Linked DNA regions of Mus musculus: region 2 is linked to region 1. Evidence: chromatin loops called from intact Hi-C (ENCODE). Cell type or tissue: heart. All regions are shown on one strand.

Region 1 (8,000 bases):
AGCTCCGGGACAGTGCGAGCAACACTTTAGACAACTGTATGAAAGGAACCGGTAGGGACAGTGTCTCCTAGTTAGCTTCATCTGTCGGCTTATCCCAACCCAGTTATGAGGGATTACCAATGGGGAAAATGCCTCAACAGACTGGCCTGTAGGCATCTGAGGCACTGCCTCCATTGGTAACTGATGTAAGAGGGTGCAGCCCACTGTGGGCAATGCTACCATTAGGCAGCTTTCCTCAAGCTCCATGCCTCTGCTTTAGTTCCTGCACTGCCTCCTAAGATAAATACCTCCCCCACTGGCTTTGGCAGTGGTATTTATCACAGCAACATTGAAATCAAACCAGAACACAGCACTGGTTTGAACAAATAGCCCATAGCTCATGTCTTGGAAACATCACAAATGCCTATGTTGATGGCACTGAGAGGTAGAGCCTTTGAGAGGTAACTGAGGTCTCATGAGGTAAAAAGGATGGGTCCTCATGACAAAATTAGTAGCTTTATGGATAGAGAGATGGAAGCTAGTGTGCTCTTACATTTTCTTGCTACCATTTTCTCTACATCATTGTTGACACAGCAAGAAGGCCCTTACCAAATGTACTACTTAGGCACTGGCCTTTCCAGCCTTCAAAACATGGAGAAGTTAACCTGTTCTCCATGGAGGCCCGGTGTGTGGCTGTGTCAACATCATAGAAGGGACTAAGATAGTGAGACAAAGGCCAATTAAACTTAGAGGTGGTTGAGGATGTGCTATGCTAAGGATGTATCCTAGAGAAGGCAAGTAAAACCAGAAGTCCTGATAGTAAGTATTTCAGGACTAAAGTGAAGTGGTCTCACTGTCAAAGATAAATCAATGAAGAAAATAAACCCAAGTTCAAAAGAGTAGTGATTAAGCATGCAAGAACAGCCCTTAGCTCAGGACAGCAACATTGCATAGCAAGCTTACAGACTTACCTTGTTCTCTTGATCAATCAGGAAAGGACTTGTATCGAAATTGTTATTAATCATATTGCACGAGGGACAAAGAGTGGAGCAGAGACTGAAGGAAAGGCCATCCAGAGACTTCCCCACCTGGGGATCCATCCCATATGCAGACACCAAACTCAGACACTGTTGCTGATACCAATAAGTGCTTGCTGACAGGAACCTGGTACAGCTGTCCCGAGAGGCTCTGCCAGAGCCTAACAAATACAGTTTACTATTGAACTGAGCATGGGGACCCCAGTGGAGGAGTTATGGGAAGGACTGAAGGGGTTTGCAACCCCATAGGAAGGACAACAATATCAACCAACCAGAACCCCCCTTCCCCCGCGCAGAGCTCCCAAGGACTAAACCACCAACCAAGGAGTACCCAACCATGGAGGGACCCATGGCTCCAGCTGCATATGTAGCAGAGGATGGCCTTATCTGGCATCAATGGGAGGGGAAACCCTTGGTCCTGTGGAGGATTGATGCCCTAGCAGAGGGGAATTCTAGGGCAGTGAGGCAGGAGTGGGTGGGTGAGCATTCTCATAGAAGCAGGGGGAGGGGAGTGGGACAGGGGATTTGCAGAGGGGAAACAGGGAAGGGGATAACATTTGAAATGTAAATACAATAACCAATAAAAATAAATTAAATAAATAAAAACAGCAGCTTACTTGTAATTCTAGTTCCAGTGAATCTAATGGGTCTTTCTGGCATCTGAGGGCACTCCAAAGCAATCTTTTAGAAAAGAAATGTATTTGACTAGAACGTAAGCAGACACCTTCCCCCAACAATACTGCATATAGCTTTTCCCACAGCATTTACCTGGGTGTTTAGAAGATGAAGTATCTAGAGATGACTTCAAGTATAAGAAAAGTGCAGACCCTATGGCACTGACAGCAGGCTGTGGAGTCCTGGCAACTAGGTATTCACAGGGATGACGGTTCCCTACCCACCACCACCCCCAGTTTCAAGCCTTTTAGCCTGTCTTAGTAAACACACGATACAAACATTCCTCCCAAGAATATTGGGGTCACTTCTTTTTCAGTTAAACTACTCCAACAGTCCTCAATACATCCAGTACTGCACTATAACTCTGATCTAGGGTTCCCATACTATCAGGTTTTTGTTCTGCTTTCTAAATCCTTAGAGTTTAATAATAATGCTTTTAATCAGGAAGAGGTCAACAACTTTCTACAGAGGACTAGGCAGATGGCAGGCATGGTTTCTAGAGTGAACACTCACCTCTGCTGCTGGAGCACAAACACAGAACGCAGGCAAAACATTGCAAATGGGAGCTATTCCACAAAGCTTTATTTACAACATCAAAATTTTATTTCATAAAATTCCTATGCTACAAGTCACATCATTGGCATGGTAGGTAGCACTTACCTGTAATTCCAGTACCGAAGAATTTGAAACCTGATTAGACTACACAGACATACCCTGTCAAAAACATACATACATATATACATACATACACACATGCATACATACAAGCACTCTTGATTTTAACTTGCCACTTGGCTATCAGATTTGGTTCGTGGCTACAGTGTGTGCATTGATGCTGTGTGGGGGCAGGAAGAGCTGAAATGAGGGTCAACACTAAGGACGATACTTAGTGGGACTACTCATTTACCAACACTGCAATCATTACACACGGAAAGCATCTCAACAGGCCCCGCTGGAATAAAGGAGGAGTTCACAGCTCATCACTAAGGAAGTCAGTCTCCTCCAGCAGCTCAAAGTCTTCCTTGCAACAGGACACATACTCACAGACTTCACAAAGGACATGGCTCACTCGAGGTGGGTGACTTGACTGGTGCTCCTTGTATTGATCACTTGTGATCCCTCCTTCCCCAGAAATCTTACTACCCACCCCTTCTTCCTTATCCTTCGCAATAGTGCTTTAATATCTGGGACGATGAACTAAAAGTTCTTTCACCTTTCAAGTAATCAAATCACCATTTAATAAATGACTCGTCAGCAATAGGACCAGTTTAGCATGACTCCCATGGTCTTTCCTGTTAACCCAGCTGAGAAAACCTATCCCTACAGCAGGACAAGCAGGTCTCTAAAGGCTACAAGAAAGGGCCTTGAGGCTGGAGAGATGGCCCCAGAGTTGAGTGCGACGGCTCTTGCAGAGGCATTGACTCAGGATCCCAGCACCCACATTAGGTGCTCATGGCCACCTGCAACTCCAGTTCTGAGGCGTCCACAGGAATCTAAGGGTACATGGTGCACATAAACTCTCCCAGGCACACATACACGCAGAAACACATGCTGAAAAAAAAGAAAACCTCTTCTTCCTGCTTTTGCTTGACCCAGTCAGAGGGAGAAGTGGAGAGAAAGAAAAATTTCCAGAGTCAATGTCAGTATTTAATACAAAATCAGACAAAATGTAGCTGAGAATATATACCAGTTTGTGTGGATTTGAAAATAATACAGGGGGAAAAATCAGTCTCAATGTCCAAGCAAGTAAAAGGAAAACAAGGAGATGACCATGGCGACTGAGAAAATAAAGCTTTAAGTAAGTATCAGCAAACACTAGCACCAGTGTAAGCCATCCCAGCAGTAACAAGAACCAGTATCTTTACACACAACGTAGGCAGGCAGGCTGCAGTAGTTTCCTTTCAAGAATTATGACTCACTCTATAACTTACAGACAGGTTATATCAGCAGAAAGCCAAATCAAATGGTTTGACAGAGACTCAGAGTGAGTGAAGATGGCGAAATACTTAGTAGAGCCAAAAGCATTTTAAAAGCTTGCAGTGTTAAGTTCTTTAAAAAAAAAATGTTAAGCACTTGATTAGGAAAAAATTTAAACAGCCTGATTTAAAAACAAAACAAAGAGGAAGGCATTAGTATGTCCTGCTATTCTCTAACTTCCCAATGGTAGTTTCCCTATTCAGTAGCAACTATGCAATCAGGTGACAAGCAATTATTTTTCTAGGGCATGAACCTGCCTGTGTCACCATGGCTTATGTGAGAAAATGAAGAGTAAGTCAGTCCAGAGAGCCTGCTGGCTTCTGTCCCTCACAATGACCATTTCCTGTCCCTTTGCTTCAAGACAGAGCTCACTGGGGAATGAAACCGCAAGCCTGGGTAGCAAATTCTCATGGTCCCAAGCGCATCGCTGTCGTTCCTCCTATGTCCGAGTTAGGAAACATGATCAATCTACTTGATTATAGTGGTGATGGACATAATATGATCACAATCATTAAGGAAAGTTGAAAAAACAAAACAACAGGCAATGCCAATGAGATGGGTCCAGGAAAGCATTAGAGGGGTTTAATTCCAAAAGCTCCCACTGTTAGCCTCCAGACAGTATGACATCATCATCTCCAGAGCACATCTTGACTTTAGAAGCAGGAATTACTTTCCAATATATACTGGTCACTCACCAAGACAAGCCAGGTACTTTTTACTATGGAACAAAACATTTCACCTCACAGTACTGAATACAAATGTTTACCATGAGCTCAAAAGCAGGGCGAATATACATTCACAATGGTGAGGGAAGGCAAGGAGCAAATCTTCAGATTTTCCCATTGATTTGTAAGTTATAGCTCTCACAAGTTCACTTGTATTTTCTACTGACACATTTTGGAATCAGGAGCTCATTATATGGCTCAGAGTGGCTTCAGATTCACCTATGCCTTAACTCTTGAGGACTGAAATTACACATCTGTGCTACCAGGCTGCCTTTTCTAACTTTCCATTAGTCTCACCAGTAATTAGACTTTTAAAAAGGATGTATATATTATATATACAACATTCTGCCTGCATGCCAGAAGAGGACAGCAGTCTCATTGTAGGGGGTTGGGAGCCACTATGTGGGTGCTGGGAATTGAACTTCAGGGCCTCTCAAAGAGCAGCCAGCACTCTTAACTTCTGAGGCATCTCTCCAGCCCAGTATTCTAAATTTAGTTATTTTATGTTTATGAATGTTTTGCCTGTTGGATTCTTTGAAACTTACAGATGGTTGTGAGCCACCATGTGGGTTCTGGGAATTGAACTTGGATCTTCTACAAGAGAAGCAAGTACTTTTAACCACTGAGCCATCTTGCTAGCCTCCAGTAACTAGATTTTTAACTAAATTCTATGACCTATTACAAGGTTTCCAGTTATAATATGAAACTGGTCCCAGTACTTTATCATCCTTGAGCTGAGTTGATTCTCTTAGTCTATCACGTGTGTTCTGGGGGTCATGTGTGTTCAGGGCTGTCAAAGTAGACACCTTTAGAAACAACTTCCTGGCTTGAATATAGGCTATACACAGATATGCCGAAAATGTTCCAAGAAGAAACACCTGAATTTGCTGCTCAGCAAGCACTTTGCTGAGTGGACCAGAGTGAGTGACGCAGGGGGGGACAGCTGCTGGCCAGAGAGTGACGCAGGGGACAGCTGAAGTTGCCTCCACCATCTCAGATCTTGGTTTTTTTTTAGCTCATGAGCTATGTAGCAAGGCCCACTATGGTTGTGTCTACATCAACTTGCAGGCTTTTTTTTTTCCTTGTCATTATTCCCTAAATGATACAACCATTTCTTTATAGTTTATTAAGTATAAGCTACCCAGAGATGATTAAAATATGTGGGAGAACGTGTAGGTTATATAGAAACATTATGCCACTTGAACTATAGAACTTCAACACTTGCAGAATCTGGTACCCACACAGCCTTCTTGGGACAAAGCCCTCACTTCACCTACAAACTTACAAAGTTAAAAGAACCACGTTTTACTTAAAACTCAATGGGCAAACACTACCTTTCAATCCTTTCCACATTTTCAAAAAATGTATTTAATTTCATGGTGGTAATGTAGAAATTCATTTTAAATTCCAGTATCAATAAGAACATGACATGTAAAGAATTTTCTGATAAAACTTCCATCTTAAAAGCCAAGGGACACATCTTGGACACCTTACATTATAAAATTCAGTTCTGAGCAGAGACTGGTTACTGTGTGTAACAAATACTGCTCAGATCAAAAGTGCTGGTGACAAAGAATTTGGTGTGTCCTCCCACAAAATGTCTGCATACATACCCATCTATCTGTAATTGTAATAAGATCTTAAATGTTTAAGGTGCTTGAAGGTTGCATTAACTCAGATTCATTCGCCTGCTACTTTTGTAGCAACTGATCAGACAAAACTGCAGTTACTTTCTACTATGTGGCATCTGTGGAGCTGGAGCGCCCTCTACTGGTAAGGATGAGGACACACTCATCAACTGCCCTCCAAGTATTTTTTCATTGATTCGAAGTTCACATCCATCCTGAAGCATCCGAATAGCTATTCTAGCAATGTTCTTAGAGTCATCGAGACCGCTGTGAGGCCGTCCATCATAATCCATTCCTAATTTTTCAAGCATTATTGTTAGTTTGGTCTGGCTTCTGGGAACCTAGAAAACAAAGAACCAAGTAAGTAATTAAGAACTCGGCACAACACAAAAACTTAAAGATAGCAATTATGAATATGTTCAAGGACCTAACAAGGATATGAATAAATGCCTGAACAAAGACGAGGAAAACACCAACAGTTGAGTGTATTTAATTTAAACCACTATTAAATTAAACTGCCAGGTGTGGTGAAATATGTCTTTAATCCTAGCACTCTGGAGGCAGAGGCAGGCAGATCTGTCTCTGTGAGTTTGAGGTCAGCCTGGTCCACATAGCGAGTTCCTGTGATCCTGACTCTAAAAGATCAAAGGGGGGAAATTTTTTTAAAAGAAAAGTTCAGTAAGTCAAAATTAAAATGAAATGGCAGAGAAGCTTTCAGATCACAAAGACACAGTAGGAAAAAAATAAAAAATCAAAGAAAACATTAAATTTTAGAAAAAGGAAAAACAAAAACTCCAGACTCAAAAAAATTCCAGGGAATCTGGGATGGGAGACTTTGAAAAGACCAACCTACAAATAATAGGTACAAAGAAAGGAGAAGAATCCTAGGTCAAAGGCACGGAAAATATTATTAACAAAATCATAAAAGAAAATTTCCTAATTCTAAAGAGATGCAGCAAAGTTCATTCAGAACACCAAATACCGAGGCCCAGAAGCACCTCAATAATCACAGCACTTAAATAAAACAAAGGATATGGAAAGCTGCAGGGGAACAAGGCCCACTCATATATAAAGGCTGACCACTAGCAGAACATCTGACTTCTTAATGGAGACTCTGAAAGCCAGAGGGCTTGGACTGAGGTACAAGCATTGAAAGACCACAGGCACCAGCCCAGACTACCACATCCAGCTAATTGTAATCTCCTGTGAGTATAGTCAGAGGAGAAAGGAACACATTTTACAGACACTAACTAGCACATAGGTGTGGGTGCTGTGCCCTTTGGGCTAGAGAGCGGGATGTTGAGCTTCCAGTCCTGACTGAGGTATTGACCAATGGGGAACGGGTTAAAAATAGGTGGTACTGAGAAGGTGTGCCCACAATGTGGAAAAAGGAGACATTTCCATGCCATAAAACAGGGAGGCAAGCTAAGACTGAGTCAATTCTCAGTGGTCTGGGCAGACAAGTCAGGCTGCTGGCTTCTCTTACAAGAACAAAGGCGTCACCTAGGGAAGAGAAATACTTCACGGCTTTTCTCCTTGCTCAGCTGTCATCAGAGAAGCCTCTTACAGCAGAGGGGACTAACAGAGAGTCACACCTGTCTAGACACATCTGCAGAGTAAGACCTTGAAGCATTCAGTCCTAATGGCACGTTTTCACCCCTTCCCCCCTCCGCCTGAGGGTTTCAGGGATCTATGCAGAAGAGAGGAAGAGTCAGAAGAGACAGATGATTCTAAGGACTGTGAACTCAAAGGCTGTAGTGGCATGCACAGGGCCTGTGAAAGGTTCAAGTGAGATGGGGTCCCAGTGTTGAATATAAAGTGGACACAGGTTCCCACCCCTAACCAAAAAACTATCTGTAACTGATACTCACTGGCAACAAAAAAATTAAATGTTCTCTAATGGCATCTCACTGAGTATATTAACCACGCCTCAGGAATAATTGGCCAACACAAGAGTTCAATAGTATTTTTGTACCTTT
Region 2 (8,000 bases), 310 kb before region 1:
CACAGCCCAGGATACTATGAAAGGCATCAACCCAAAATCATAACTTATTTAAGCTTTTATGAGGGGTGTGTGTGTGTGCACACATATGCACATGTGTCCTTTCTTTTTGTTTTTTCTTGCTTGCTTGCTTGCTTGCTTTCTTCCTTTCTCCTTCTCTCTCTCTCTCTCCTTTCCTTTCCTTTCCTTTCCTTTCCTTTCCTTTCCTTTCCTTTCCTTCCCTTCCCTTCCCTTCCCTTCCCTTCCCTTCCCTTCCCTTCCCTTCCCTTCCCTTCCCTTCCCTTCCCTTCCCTTCCCTTCCCTTCTTTTCCCTTTTCCCCTTTTCCCCCTTTTCCCTTTTTTCCCTTTTCCCTTTTCCCTTCCCTTCCCTTCCCTTCCCTTCCCTTCCCTTCCCTTCCCTTCCCTTCCCTTCCCTTCCCTTCCCTTCCCTTCCCTTCCCTTCCCTTTCCATTTCTTTTTCCTTTTTTGTAACTCGGTTGCTTGGTTCTCAAGCATGGACTCTGTAGATGGTGACCTTGTGTCGCAGTGTCAAAGGTTGGACACGCCTGTCAGCCCTCTGTCAGTGACAGCCTGACAGGCGTTTCCTCTGAGGCTGGAGGTTGTCTTTTCCTTTGCTTAACTGGGTCTTTCATAGCACAAAAGTTTTTCACTTTGATGAAATCCAATTTATTTTGTTCTTTCATGCCTTGCACTTTGGTGTCATGTCTAATCACCTTTCTCCTGGCCCGTAGTCCTGAATCTTTTATGTTTTCTTCTGAAAGTTTTGCTGGCTCTACTCTTACATTTAAATCTGTTTAAACTTGAACACACCCTTCTAGTTTTACATTTAAATCCATAATCCGTTTTGAATTAATTTCTGTAAAAGGCATGAGAGGTCGGGGTTCGTTCCCAATGCTTTTTTATGTATTAAGGCTAATTAAAGTTCTATAATTAAAGGCATATATTTTAAAGTTTAACAAAACTTGTGAAATTTGGCCATCTATTCATACAATACTTTCTGCATCTAGGACACAGCTTGGGCCCTGGGTGTAGGCAGAGGCTCCTCTAGGATGTGGGATTTAAGCATTCGTTTGTATACACCTATTATTTATTTGTTCATACAACATCTTCAAAGCTGTGCTTTGTGGAGAGACTTTAGGAAACTCTACTCAAGAGAGTTAACAGTCTAAGAAATTGACACAAGTAACACAAGCAGAGAGGGTGGTTGATCTCCATCAAAACTCATGTGGACCCTTGGATCCCAGTATGGGGATGCTGGAAACTCAAGCCTGCTGGGAAGTGGTGGTAAGAGACAGAGGCCTTGCAAAGAGTCTGATACCTTTCTCTGGGTGATGGGAGTGAGTGCGTCATTGCTCACAGGCTCAGCTACCTCACTGTGAGTTCATCAAAAGTCAGGGTTGCTGGGTGCTTCACTTCTAATAATCACTTCTGCTTGTCCTAGTCGGTACCATGATTTGGAGCAAAATGAGGTCCTTGCCAGGAGCCAACCAATTGTGGGCATCGTGGGATTGGGCTTCCCAGCTTGTAGAACCATTAGCATGACGGCACCTCTCTTCTTTGTAAGTCATCATGTCTCAGTCTCTGTGTCTAGTGATAGAGCGCCGGCAGCCAAGATCTGCCAGAATTCTGAAGAACAAATAGCCAAAAAGCCGGGAGAAAAGGATAACGGAGAGGGCTCAACCACTGAGATGAGAGAATGCCAGGGATAAAATGTCTTCTGATAGATGGAGGCTGTCAGTGCCCAGCCTGCATGCTAAAGGCAGTTTTCTTTCACTTCCTAAGAAACCCAACATTGCCAGCTTCTAGCAGGAACTTGCAGTGTTTATACAAACACACATTTTTTTTAAAATTTTATTTTAAACTGTGCTTCTTAAATGTAAAGATGTTTTCTTGTCTGCCCAAGTTTGTGGGCGAGCATATGGTCACAGCAACACATCCTGTCAGATCGATGTGGTGTGCCATGTGTTACCCTGTGTTTCACATCATCTCTGGTGACTGAAGAATGGCCCCTATCCTCCACCTTGCCTCAGCTCATGGAGGCAGTATGTGGGAGATGCGCAGCCTGCATGTCCAAGCCAAAGCCATCACTGAGTTTTGTTCTGCAGAATTGATCTTCCTGGGACAGCCTGATCTTCACCGCGGAAGGCATTTCCAGTGCGTCTCAGCTTTCAGTACATTCTCCTCGGCTTCTGCCTCTCCTCTAAGACACAGACATTTACACGCAGAGCCAGGATGAAGGGTGAGAGGCACGCCTCACAGTTCCCTTTGACTAATCATTTAAGAACCAGCATGACCCCGCTTCCCTTCCCGAGGCATGTCAGCCTTCTTCACAAAGAGATGGATTCTGCCGTTCAGAAATATTCTGATTTACCCCCAACTCTCTCTCAGCCCATTTCTGGTCATTTACAGAAAACAAAACAAAACCAAAAAACGACCCAGGTTGTTCACAATCAGCAATATACTCATTTCAGGAAAATTCTAAAAGCCAGTGAGGCAGTCATTTAGAATGTGAGCTTCGTATCCCACAGCTCTGAAATTACACATAATGGGCAAGCTCCCAAGGCCAGCTCACAAAAGCCTACTTACCTAGCTCCACAGACAAACCACGAGGAGTGATGGGTTTCTGTCGGAATGCCTGGCTTATACCAACTGGGAAGTCGACAGGCAGAGTAAAGTAAGTCTTGAGCTTGCTTCTACCTCACTGTTAGGATTTGGAAGCTGGGTACCAGTGAGCCAGCCCCCAGAGAGGTCAGAGATGGTTACTAAGTCACCTCTCAAATCCTAGGAACTTCCAAAGGACCAGATCATTCTAATTTAGAATGCAGAGCCTACGGATGCAGAGCCTCACTCAATTCAGTAGCCTGAACCAAGCAGGGTCAGATAAAACTGCTGCTCTAGTCTGCGCTTTCTCCTGGTCTTCCTCTTCACTGACTATGTCCCAGCCTTGGAAACATATGCATGCTACAATTTTTTCAACCAGAAACAAAATTACTCTAACAGCAAAGATGACCCATTTCTTAGTGACACACAGTGACGAGAAGATGGCGACCGGGCAGAGCAGTGTCTGAGGGCTGGTCCTACTCAAGAAAAAGGCACGGTTTGGCTGCATGAGCCCTGTAAGACAGTGGCTGCTTGCTTGTGAAATGAATGCTGTACCTGCCCATACTTCGAGCAAGAAGCCACCAAGTTCTTTGACCTTGTGCACGGCTCAGATTGATGCCATAATCCACCGAATATCGAGGCAATTCGGTAGCAGGGTGGAAACACTCTGTGCGGTAGAGGAGAGAGAGAGAGAGAGAGAGAGAGAGAGAGAGAGAGAGAGAGAGAGAGAGAGAGAGAGAGAGAGAGAGAGAGAGAGAGAGAGAGAGAGAGAGAGAGAGAGAGAGTTTGGCCTTTCTGGATCACGTCGGGGAGCAGTAACATCTACCCCTACAGCACCAGAGTGGAAACCTAACCAGAGAATCCTAGAAAAGTTAAGAGGGTTGGTTGGTGAGTTTTGTTACAAGAATCACTGCGTAAAGCCACCTATTTCCTGCTGCTGCTTTCCCTTCAGACTCACAGCGCCTCCTGGTTCTGATTTCGGGGCCGCGTTTCAATCGCCCCCTGGTGGACAGCAGGAACATTACTTTGGAAGTGGATGTAGGAGTGAAATTTCCCTTAAAAAATGCTTCTTTGGTCAAGGCTGACCAAATCATTGGGCAAAACTAGTAGATTTTTAAAGAATGTAGGTAGCCGAAGAACTCTCTGTCTTCCCAGGACCCTCCGCCCCCACCCCGGTGCTCACTCTGGAAAAGACGTGTGTCTGAATTTACCCTGCACATGACCTTGCCAACTAGGGATCCAACCAACAAGATGTGTCCAGATTGTGGTGACCACAGAGCACAGTGCTCATCAATAGAACGGCCTTTTCTTTTCTTTTTCTTTTTAAAATTGATTAAGTTATTGATTAACATTTAGATCGAAGCTTCCCCTCCCACCTCTCTTCCTAGCCCCTCCCTCTCATCCCCACCCCCTCCCGTTAGCCTCAGAAAGGATACGACCCCCTTGGCCATCCAATCATCTTTCACAGGCCTTGAATATCAGATATCCTGGATATTAGACATTACATTATGATTCATAACAGAAGAAAAATTACAGTTACGAAGTAGCGACAGAAATAATGTCATAGGCGGGGTGGGGATGGGATGTCACCACAACATGAGGAATTGTATTAAAGGGTTGCAGCATTACGAAGGCTGAGAGCTACTACTCTGGGCAGTTGGATAGCCATGACTTTTGCTTCCTCCTCTAGGGTCAGTCTTTGCCAGCAATCTTGGGGCCCTCCCCTGAATCTTTCTAACAGATGAGCAATCAGTCAAGAACGTGAACAACTTGCTCCAAATCCCAGGAAACTGTTGAGCATCTGACCGTGACAGAAAGGAATGAGACATGTTCCCATCATGACAAGCTGCTCACCAGCACTGCCTTGGAGCCGGGCTCAGAGAGAACCGGCGGCCTGGCTGGGATTTGCTGGGGGAGTGGCCAGTGCAGGCTGCTCCATAGGCAAACACCCACGCCCCTTCTGGAGCGCGCCACCCTTACCTTGGGCTCTAGCTCTCACGGAATGTTGCGGTTTTTGTATTGCCTGGGTTTGTACAATAGCGATACTCTTCCGGAGAAAAGACTAATGTTGATACCAGGAGCTAGAGGGAGGAGGGTCAGACGTTTAAGATCACCCTCAGCCATGTAATGAGTTAGGGGTTAGCCTGGGCTACATGAGACTGGCTGCCGTTAAAAAAGCGAGGGCGCCTGGAGAGATGGCTCAGCAGTTAAGGATGTTTGCTGCTCGTCCAAAGCATCTGGGTTTGGTTCCCTGAATCCATACTGAACAGCTCACTACTGCTTGTAACTCTAGCTGCACTGCAGCTGGTCCTTTAAGGAGTCTGGACTACAATGGAGATCTGCTATTGTTTCTTTCCAGCTGTTACAGGAAGGCAACTTTTGTTGCATTAAGGTCCTGAAAAATGTAGGGACACACCCTGTGAGGGTTTGTATGTTTGGCCCAAGAAGTAGCACTATTAGGAGGTGTAGCCTTGTTGGAGTAGGTGTGTCACTGTGGGAGTGGGCTTTAATACCTTCGTCCTAACTGCCTGGAGGTCAGTATTCTGCTAGCGGCCTTCAGATAAAGATGTGGAACTCTCAGCTCTTCTTGCACCACGCCTGCCTGGATGCTGACATGCTCCTGGCCTGGTGACAATGGACTGAACCCCTGAACCTGTAAGCCAGCCCCTATTAAATGTTGTCCTTCTAAGACTTGCCTTGGTCATGGTGTCTGTTCACAGCAGTAAAACCCTAACTAAGACACACCCTATCTTGTATTCCTTGACAGTGGGTACAGGAAGGAGAGGTTTACCTGTGAGACCCACAGTGGAGATCCAGGAGCCACTCGAATGTGCTGTGACAACTGCTCTTCTTCTTTGGGGTTATAGTTTACTGAAGTTCCTGAACCCTGCTCCCCCTCTGCAGCCCAAATCAAGTAGAGCTAAGTCCTGACAGTTTGTTTTATAAATCTCGGGCACAACTGAGCCAGCTCAGAGTCTTCTACCTCCTCCGACAGTGTTTGAAAGTTTCTCTTCTGCACTTCTTAGAAGGCATCAAGAGGCAAGGCAAGGATTAAACCGTTATTCCCTAGGTTCTGGGCTGTGCTCTTAGCAAAGGGACTGGGCTATCAACTTCAAATTGCATGAAAAGTGCATAAGGACTGGGCTCTGCACCAAGGCTGGCTCCAGCGCTGGTCCATCAGCACCAATCATGCCACGCCCAGAGGAGGCTTCCATGTGCAGGGTAGCACGTGAGCAGGGATGCTGCTGGTCTCAAGGCCTGGGCTGTGTGGTTGACAGCAATGATGCTATGCTCAGCCTCAGACCCTCTGATCCCAGGCTTCAATTGTTACTGGAGAACTTGTGATTTTACATCCATTCCCAGATCCCCAGGCATCCCAAGGAGGTCACTGTACTGGCTGGTTCTGTGTGTCAGCTTGACACAAGTTGGAGTTGTCACAGAGAAAGGAGCCTCCCTTGAGAAAATGCCTCCATGAGATCCAGCTGTAAAGCATTTTCTCAATTAGTGATTAAGGTGGGAGGGCCCACTGTGGGTGGTGCCATCCCTGGGCTGGTAGTCCTGGGTTCTATAAGAAAGCAAGCTGAGCAAGCCAGGGGAAGCAAGCCAGTGAGAAACATCCCTCCATGGCCGCTGCATCAGCTCCTGCTTCCTGACCTGCTTGAGTTCCAGTCCTGACTTCCTTGGTGATGAACAACAGTATGGAAGTGTAAGCCAAATAAACCCTTTCCTCCCCAACTTGCTTCTTGGTCATGATGTTTGTGCAGGAATAGAAACCCTGACTCAGACAGTCACTGGATTGTGACTTCCCCATTCCTAGGACTTAGAGCAACTTAAGGGAGGCGTCTGTTTTAGCTCATGGTTTAGGACGGTACAGTCCACCATGACAGGCCGTCACAGTGGAGGGCATTGCTCTAGCAGTGCAGGACCAGAGCTCCTTCTATCCATAAATCGAGAAGCAGTGAGAGAAGCACTGGCTTTCAGCTCCCCTAATCCCCCTTTTTTCAAAATTCAGCTCAGGACCCCAGTCTATGGGATAGCACCACCCACATTTTTCCTTAGCTGGGAATCTCTAGAAACACCCTCAGGGACACACCCAAGATGTGCTTCTAAGATTATTCCAATTGGTGGTGAAAATTCACCATCTTAGTCACCGACCTTGGCTGTTGCAGATCCCTTCCGGTTTTCCCCATTCTATAGTAACTGTCCTAGCACGGGTAGCTGTCTCTGACATAAGGACCCGGAAGCCCTCCCACTTCACACCAGGCAGGCTTGCCCTGCCCACCTCTGTTTTTTTTTTTTTTAAATATGTAGTATATATTTTTATATATAGTATATATATTTAAAGATTTGTTTTCATTTATTGTGTATGAGTGTTTTCACCTATGGATATGTGCACTGCATGCATGGCTAATGCCTTTGGAATCCAGAAGAAAGTAATGACGAATTCCCTGACTTGGGATGGCAGACAGTTGTGAGCTGCCACTTGGGTTGTGGGAACTGAATCTGGATCCTCTTACAGAGCCTCGGGGGCTCTTAACTGAGCCATCTGCCTAGCCCCGACCTCCTCTCTTATAAGACCACGTTCTGCATTGAGATGTGAGGATAGTCCAGGGACCTGTGAAGTCCTGTTGTTAGATAGACCAAATGGTGTCTCTCAGTCTTGCCCCAGTTCAGGCCTTGTCTCTCTAGCCATCTTCTTCTGCTTCCATCTTCCCATACTCTCCCTCAAGGAGAGTGTTTCTTCTGTTTATATTCAAGCTACCACACTAGTTTTAGAAAACTTGATGTGGGGCTGGAGAGATGGCTTAGCGGTTAAAAGCACTGACTGCTCTTCCAGAGGTCCTGAGTTCAAATCCCAGCAACCACATGGTGGCTCACAACCATCCATAACAAGATCTGATGCCCTCTTCTGGAGCTTCTGAAGACAGCTACAGTGTACTCACATATAATAATGAATAAATAAATATTTTTTTAAAAAAGAAAAAGAAAACTTGATGTGTACGTTGGCAAATTCTCAGGACCCGTTGCCTAGAGAATGCTGCAGTGGGCTGGGTCTTCTCATGTAATCTAATGACGACAACCTCCATCGTGCATGCTCACAAGGCAACCCAACAAACCTACTCAATGTAGATAATCTCTGTGTGTGTGTGTGTGTGCTATATATGAGCAGGCACCCGTGGAGGCCAGAAGAGGGTACTAGATCCACAATACAGCAAGTCTAATGGCCATCACTTTAGACACTGTTCTGTGGGATGCAAATGGCCATTAGACTTGCTGTAGTTTGGATCTAGACTGCCCCGCCCCCCCTAAAGCTGGGAGGGACCACTGGGTGCAATAGGTAGTTCACCATTCAGAGGTGAGGCTTAACTGGAGGAAGTAAGGTCATTGAAGCTGAGACTTTA

What was found. Peaks named below come from ENCODE experiments on the same cell type or tissue, not always from the same donor. Only the 100,000 strongest peaks of a DNase experiment are listed, where the experiment ranks them.
Region 2: a loop joins it to region 1, with 5 times the contacts of the local background. A loop is called at or near these places in 14 of 42 quality-filtered maps.

Annotation. Positions count from the first base shown.
Region 1 is chr8:35,463,009-35,471,008 of GRCm38, forward strand. Eri1 (exoribonuclease 1) reads right to left here. Exons shown (of 7, transcript NM_026067.3): 7 at 2,257-6,362. The coding sequence ends at 6,120. Among named protein-coding and RNA genes, the nearest start is that of Gm51568, 29 kb to the right of the region's middle. In heart, no CTCF peak of the experiment used is centred here; no DNase peak of the experiment used is centred here.
Region 2 is chr8:35,155,935-35,163,934 of GRCm38, forward strand. No RefSeq gene overlaps it. Among named protein-coding and RNA genes, the nearest start is that of Gm34474, 59 kb to the right of the region's middle. In heart, a CTCF peak has its summit at 3,595 (motif pointing left); no DNase peak of the experiment used is centred here; H3K4me3 peaks cover 413 bases; H3K27ac peaks cover 1,139 bases.